Linked DNA regions of Homo sapiens: region 2 is linked to region 1. Evidence: chromatin contacts called from ENCODE Hi-C or POLR2A ChIA-PET data. All regions are on one chromosome and are shown on one strand. Each heading gives the region's core, a stretch centred on a gene start or an enhancer-like site at or near the end of the contact. The rest is flanking DNA. Distances are from core to core; before and after follow the strand shown. Region 1 has its middle 27 kb from the start of EPS8L3. Region 2 overlaps AHCYL1 (adenosylhomocysteinase like 1).

Region 1 (3,314 bases), core at 768-3,267:
TCTCACAAGATCCACATTTTCACCACGACCATCATCATCCACTTCTGCTCAGGACCTGAGGTGCAAGTGGGGCGGGAGCCTGTGTCCTGAGGGGCCTCTGGTGACAAGGAGACAGATTTCCCAGGATTCCTGAGATCTTTAATCCTTGGGAAGCTGGGCTGGAAGAAGCAGCTTTATGGGTTCCGTGCCCATCTAAACACATGTGCTTCCAGTTGGCTCTCCTGGGCTGGAATTCCCCAGGCCCCCGCCCAGGCCAGCTCCCGCCACTGCCCCATGCACCCCTCACTCCATGCTGACTCCCTTGGCAGGCCCGGGGGTCCTCGAAGGCTGGCTGCCTCCCCTCGCCAGTTATCAATTCCAGCCTCGGGGCGCCTCCCAATTCCGTCTGAAAGTTTCTGGAGGGGGCCAGGTCTTGCCACTCTGAGAGTCTTAAAACCCCAGCCCAGAGAACGGCTTCTAAAGGAGGCCTGGGAGAGTGGGAGTGGGGGATGAGGTGTAGGAGGGTGGAGATGAAGCTGAGGTGGAGGGGTCATTAATTCAGCAGCTCTGCCACTTGGTACCAGCCCCCAGGGCAGCGGCTCCAGTTGTCCTGTGGGGCCAGGACGCTGTTTCTGCTGAGTCATCCTTTCTTGCCCAGAGGGATCCTGGCCCCAAGCCACATTCCTAGTGGGGTCTGAGTGCTGCAGAGTAGGAAGCTTCCTTTCTCACCAGCCCCCAGCGCTCCAGCCATGCAAACAGGCTGGTCTCTCAGCAGCCTCTGCCGGCAGCGAACATGCTTCTCCGTTTGTCTGCATTCCCCCAGCCCCCCAGCCCACCTGGATCCCAAGTTCTGGGAGCTAAAAACACTCCCCAGGGAGGTACAGGAGGCGAGGCTGGCCCTAACAGGAGGGGGCCAAAGGGAGATTAAGGAACGATTTTAAATTTCTGCCTTCCTACAAGGGGCCCTCCCGCTGTAGGGGTCCAATAGCCCCACTGAAAAGGGCTGAATCTCAGCCCAAAGGCAGAGGCAGCAACCCCAACCTCTCTGTGTTGTGTGAAATGTCAGCGTCCCCAGACAAGCAAGGTAGCCACACCTGCGGAGCTCATGTATCAGGAACAGGCTAAGAACACCTACTATGTGCTAAGCACTGCTCTGGGCGCTGGCCTTGCAGCAGTGAGCAGGGCAGATGCGGCCCAGTCCCTGGCGTTTCTCCCAACCTTTCCAGTCCCACCACCGCTGCCTCCACTGGTGGTCTCCTCCCAGACTGCCCAGGTCCAAATCTTGGCTCCCCACTTCTAGCGATGGGATCTTGAGCAAGTTACTTTACCCCTCTGTGCCTCCATTGCCTCATCTGTAAAATGGGGTGAAGTAATGCCTACCTCATGGGAACGATGAGAGAGGTAAATGAGTTATTATGTGTAAAATGCTTAGAACAGTTTCTGGCACAGAGCTCAATTCTTTCCTGTGTGTTCTGAACTCTGTGCCTGGGCTCAGCCCTCTCTCCTCCTGGAATGCCCTGCCCCTCTTCTGGAACCCATAAGTCCAGCCTCTTCGCTGAGTTTCCAGGTGAGAAGACCAATTAGGGGCAGGCCCACAGTCAGCCCACAGCCTTACTAGGGCCACCAATACTGGCCGAGTGTTTTCCTGTTGCCAAGGGTTTTAAACAGCCCTGTGAGGTAGATAGGGGAGGGAATTCGGTGAGGGAAAGACACCCGCCTGAGGTTGCAGAACCAGCGAGTGTTGGATCTGAGAGTGGAACTTGGATCTTCTGACTGGAAGTAGCACTGCCTCTGTCCCACCTGGTGGCGTTGGTCCTAAGAAACCTTCAGATATCCTGAGGCTATCACCAGGGCCTCTGAAGCTAACCCAAGGCTCGGCACCCAGAAAATGGGGCCTTCCTAGCCCTTCAGAGGCCCTGGAGTCAGTTGAGCTTGTCTCAGAGCCAGCTGGGGTCCACGAAGGCCTCAAGACAGGGGGCGCTGGCTAGCAGAGCCCTGAGGAGGGCCCTGCAGGAAGAGCTCAGCGGAAACTCTGAGCAATGCTGGCAGCCACAGGCCTCTGGGCTTCCTGCACCCTCCACACAGGCTGCCCTGTCAACATCAATGTCAATGCGTTTGTGAAACCCTGCCGGGCAGGCAGTGGGAACTCAAGGGGCCCCAAGGGTTCATAGGCTGTGGTCACCCTGTTCCTTTGCAGCCCAGGAGAAGGTGGCTTTCTAAAGACTGCTGTCCACAGTGTAATGGGATGCAGCTGCTGCCGAAGACAGTTACCTGAAGGAGGCCCCACGGTCTCCTTAGGCCTTGGGCCTCCAGATCCCATGGCTTCTCCCTGCAGGTCCATATCTTCTGGGGTCCCCACAGATTCAGAGAACCCCCAGACAGAGCAATAGAGTGGACCTTGTGGTCGAAGGACTTTGGAGTGAAAGACATGTGGGTTATAAGCCCAATCCACAGCTTTGCTATCTGTGTGACTTTGGGAAAGTTAGTTAACCTCTCTGTAGAGAGCCTCAGTTTTCTCATCTGTAAAATGGTGACAGAAAGTACCTACCTTGTCCTGAAGATTAAATAAAACAATGTAAATGGGAGACCTGGCATACCATAAGCTTTTGATAAATAGGAACTGATGTTTTTGTGACCACTGAGTGATAGCAGATATTGGAGGTACAAATACTATTGCATTTCTTCGATTTGTATAATTTCAATTAAAACCATCCAGACCTAATTTACTATACTTGAAAGAAAAACATACCTTCCTCTGGAATCTTCCTCTCCTTTCAAATTGCCCAAGAACCTCCAGGTCTCATGTACTCAAAAAGTGGAGGGGGAGGTAGAGGCTCCAACTTCTGCACCTTGGCCAGGAGAACCAGGACGCTGACCCGTTCCCACTGAGGTGGCACCTGTGGATAACTGCTCCCACGTGGTCAGAAGGCTGAGTGTCCTGTGCCAACCAGAGCACCACACAGGCCACATGCATCTTCTGGGGGCTGACTTCAAGGATGGCAGAGGATGGCTGACAGTTTGCTGGGGCTTCAGGTCCACCCCTTGCGGTCAGAGTCTGAGTCCCTTTTCCTTCCCCAGGATCCACACTGGGGTTGGGGCTCCTTCTTTACAGACCCCAAAACACAAATGGCCTCCTTACTCCTGTGTCTGAAAGTCCCCAGAAAGCTGCTCCCCTTCGCCACCCCCAGACCCACCCTCCATAGTAAACCCCAGTGCTGAGTCACCTGAAGACTACCAAGGTAACTCTTGCACAGAACAGAGGGAAAAAATGGTCTATATGGGGCTTCCTGCCGTATTTTTTTTCTTCTCAGTAACTAGGCAGCAGGGAGAAGCCA
Region 2 (3,278 bases), core at 487-2,986, 220 kb before region 1:
TCTTGAACTCTTGGCCTCAAGTGATCTGCCCGCCTCGGCCTCCCAAAGTGCTGGGATTATAGGCGTGGGCCACCAGGCCTGGCCTGAATAATAAAAAATTATTTTACGTTTAATTAAACTCACAAATAGCTCATATATTTTCAATGCCATACTGAATACCAAATTATTTAATGCACTATCAATATGAAAGGTACTTCTTACTTGTGCTCTCTCACAAAATTGATGGCACTTATATAGTTTAACATTCTTCCTCGTTCAACTAACACTAGAACTGGGCATGACCCCATGCCATTAGATTATTTTCAAAGGCCATTTTTAATGACTACATAATATTCCACCATGGATATCCATCTTAATTTTATTATCCACTTTCTTCCTGTTGAGGTTTTTATCATGCACAATTTTATAGCCTCTAGACATATATGATATTGTAATGACAATTTTGATACAAAAAAGTTATATGTTTGGATAACTATTTTGGGGCAAAGTTGGTGGGAAAAAACCGAACTTACCAGCCTCAGCCAGTGCTGCAGCTACTTCATTCTGAGTTGAGTAGATGTTACAAGCAGACCAGCGGCACTGAGCCCCCAGGGCACAGAGTGTCTCAATCAACACCTGTGTAGAAGTGTAGGAAGACAGGGTGAGGAAGAGAAGGGCCACCCAGGAATGGAGAGCAAGCCTCATCAAGATAGCAATACCTATCAACTCTGCACCAACAGGTGCTACACTGGAAAGTTACAAAAGGGTGTACTCCAGCGAGGTGGTGCACTGGTATTTAACTTTGCATAAAACATAGGTTTCTAAAAGTCTTTATAACATTTTATAACAATCATATGTTTGCAAATCTAGACTTTCCTAGGTCAAGTTTGCTGAAAGTGGGTTTACATATTAAAAAAAAACCCAGAAAACCCCATTATTGTGTAACAGGGAGATCCTATTAATAGTTAGCATTTGGAGGTTGGCGAGTTAGGAAAGGAAAAGTGAAAAAAAAAAAATTGATTTCTTTCTTCCCCTTATCAGAAGTCCCTCTTTTCTTCCAACAAACTCACCGCTGTCTGGGCTGTGATGTGTGTACAGCCCACTATTTTAGCACCAGCCAAGGGCTTCTCCCCCTGAGCACGTTTCCTGAGTGAAATCAGAGCAGACATGTCTGTGAAAGAACAGAGGATTTGAGCTAGGTCTGCACTAGCAGTATCATCAGTTCCTGCCCCAGGGCTGGTCTGGATCTGTTGAGATATGGTGAGATGAGGCAGAAAAACTTTAAGCCTATTTCCATGACGACTGGCAGCTTCAACGGCACAGTAATAGTGGAGAGCAGTCATGCAACCACTTGGAGTTTCTCTCTTCCTCTACTGCTTCAGCTTTATACACAGAGGACTGAACAGAGAATGAAGTAAATCCTTAAAACTGATCAAAATGAAGGGTGAGTCTCATCATTCATTTGGGAAGAGAGGAAAATAGTTAAGGCATTGGCTAATAGATTCCTATATATAATCATCAGACCAGAAAGACTGTACCCTCAGCCGAAACCACTAACTTCTGTTTTTCTATGCTGTCTTACCATGTCCTGTCAGTCTGTTTGGTTTCTCTATTCTCTCTCAGTATAGAACATGCCTTCAATGTGTAAACAACACAAGAGTAAAGAGGACCTTACTGGGAGTGGCTGGGGTAGAGAAACCAAGATTTAACTGTCAGTCACTTTTACTCTGCTCCAGCAGAGGGTGCTCAGGACCAAACAAGACTCTAGGTCACCACATCCTTACCTTAAAACCCTTCCTCATCAGCTGCTTCTGGGCAATCTGGGTCTCTGCCATTGGCAGCTATAGTAAGATCCCATATAACCAACTACCACGTAGTGATCTAGGACTTGTCAATTCTGCCATGTAGATCTTTGAATACAGTGGTGGGGTGGGGCAAGGAGGAAAACAGAAACTACTCTGTGTGTAATCACCACATGCTGAGAACAGAAGGAAGAGAGAACAAAATCCCAAGACTTAAGTTCCATAGAGAGAGAAGTGTTTATCCGAAAGTCCATAATACTGTCTTTCTTCCCAGTACACTTTCAAGTCAGCTTTCAAGTCTTAAGTTGTTTGTGGATTCTGATGGCCAACAAGAGGGTTGTTTCTGGTCCCCTAACCCACTCCCTTTCTTTACCTTGCTCTGCAATCTCAATCTCCCGGCGTCCAAATTCTGCCTGCTTGATGTTCTTCACACAGAAATTGCTGCTGCCCTTGGAGTTGGTTTGCTGCTTCTCTCGGGGAGAAACCTCATCATCAGAGCTATCTGTGTAGGATGCAGCTAGAGCCAGGAAAGAAAAAAACAAGGATAGAAAAACCTCAGTGGTCCCCAACTCTACAGAGTGCAGTCCCCAAGGGACTTTCATTTAAGTTAAGGGAACACCCTTAATTGGAGCTACCTTTTACAACGCTCTCAGTTCTGCTCCTCTAGGTTCTAATAGGTGGTATGAATGAAACTGTTGTGGGTACTTCCATGTTGCAGCTCTTTCACCCACCCTAACAATACTGTGCTATTAGTGCCTATGACAAGGGACCACTGATTATAAACCTGCAGCTATAGTAATCCCAGATAATAGAGGTACTTGGTCCCATCTGGATTGGAACCAGACCTGGCAAAAACAGAAGAATAATTTAGGGCAGATAAGGAATGCTATTTCTATAGATCACTGGTTCTCAAATTCAAGCATCTATCAGGATCACATGGAAGGTTTGTTAAAACATATATTGCTAGACCCTGTGGCCAGTTTCCCATCTGGCAGGTATGGAGTGGCACCTAAGCATTAGTAGTTCCAACAAGTTACCAGGTGTTGCTGATGCTGCTAGTCAGAGGATCACACTTTGAGAACCATGGATATAGACAAAAGTGATAAGATAGTCTTACAAGGGATTTTACACTAAGTTGTGCTCAAGGAATAGAGAAAGAAAGAAATGGCACAAAAGGCAAACAGCTCTGGTTCTACTGATAGCCCTGGGAAAGTCTGTCAAAATGATCAACTTTAAAAAGTGGTTTCACATAAAAGCTAAAAATACCACTTATCTGACAGATATGCAAGAGGATATACAACAATCATTCCTTACCTCTCAAATCACTTCTTTCCTCTCTGAATTGAGTACTTTCCTCATCACGGTTTCTGCTAGTATACCTGGACTCTCTCACTGACTGACTTCTATGTACAGGTCCTCCTCCTGTCCAGCTAACACAAATACTACTAAAGATTATCTTCCCCACTATGACATTTTAACCATATCACTAAGCTTTTT

What was found. A loop is a pair of places that touch in the nucleus more often than their neighbours do. ChIA-PET counts read pairs that join two places held with the same protein, here RNA polymerase II (POLR2A). Pooled maps may share reads with other maps.
Region 2: a pooled map shows a loop between it and region 1 (6-fold over the local background). The contact joins two enhancer-like sites. A Hi-C loop is called at or near these places in 1 of 168 maps with a recorded cell type or tissue (IMR-90) and 6 of 50 pooled maps. POLR2A ChIA-PET finds 5 or more read pairs at or near these places in 5 of 52 experiments (AG04450, BJ, GM12878 and 2 more).

Annotation. Positions count from the first base shown.
Region 1 is chr1:109,789,659-109,792,972 of GRCh38, reverse strand. No RefSeq gene overlaps it. Among named protein-coding and RNA genes, the nearest start is that of EPS8L3, 27 kb to the right of the region's middle. RefSeq lists an enhancer at 1,754-1,813. Within about 2 kb of position 2,017, at least 16 of the 41 ENCODE cell types and tissues checked have a DNase peak (open chromatin) inside an H3K27ac peak, as active enhancers do.
Region 2 is chr1:110,010,234-110,013,511 of GRCh38, reverse strand. AHCYL1 (adenosylhomocysteinase like 1) reads right to left here. Exons shown (of 17, transcript NM_006621.7): 3 at 2,155-2,298; 4 at 1,050-1,150; 5 at 513-615. Among named protein-coding and RNA genes, the nearest start is that of STRIP1, 23 kb to the left of the region's middle. RefSeq lists an enhancer at 1,019-1,068. Within about 2 kb of position 1,736, at least 7 of the 41 ENCODE cell types and tissues checked have a DNase peak (open chromatin) inside an H3K27ac peak, as active enhancers do.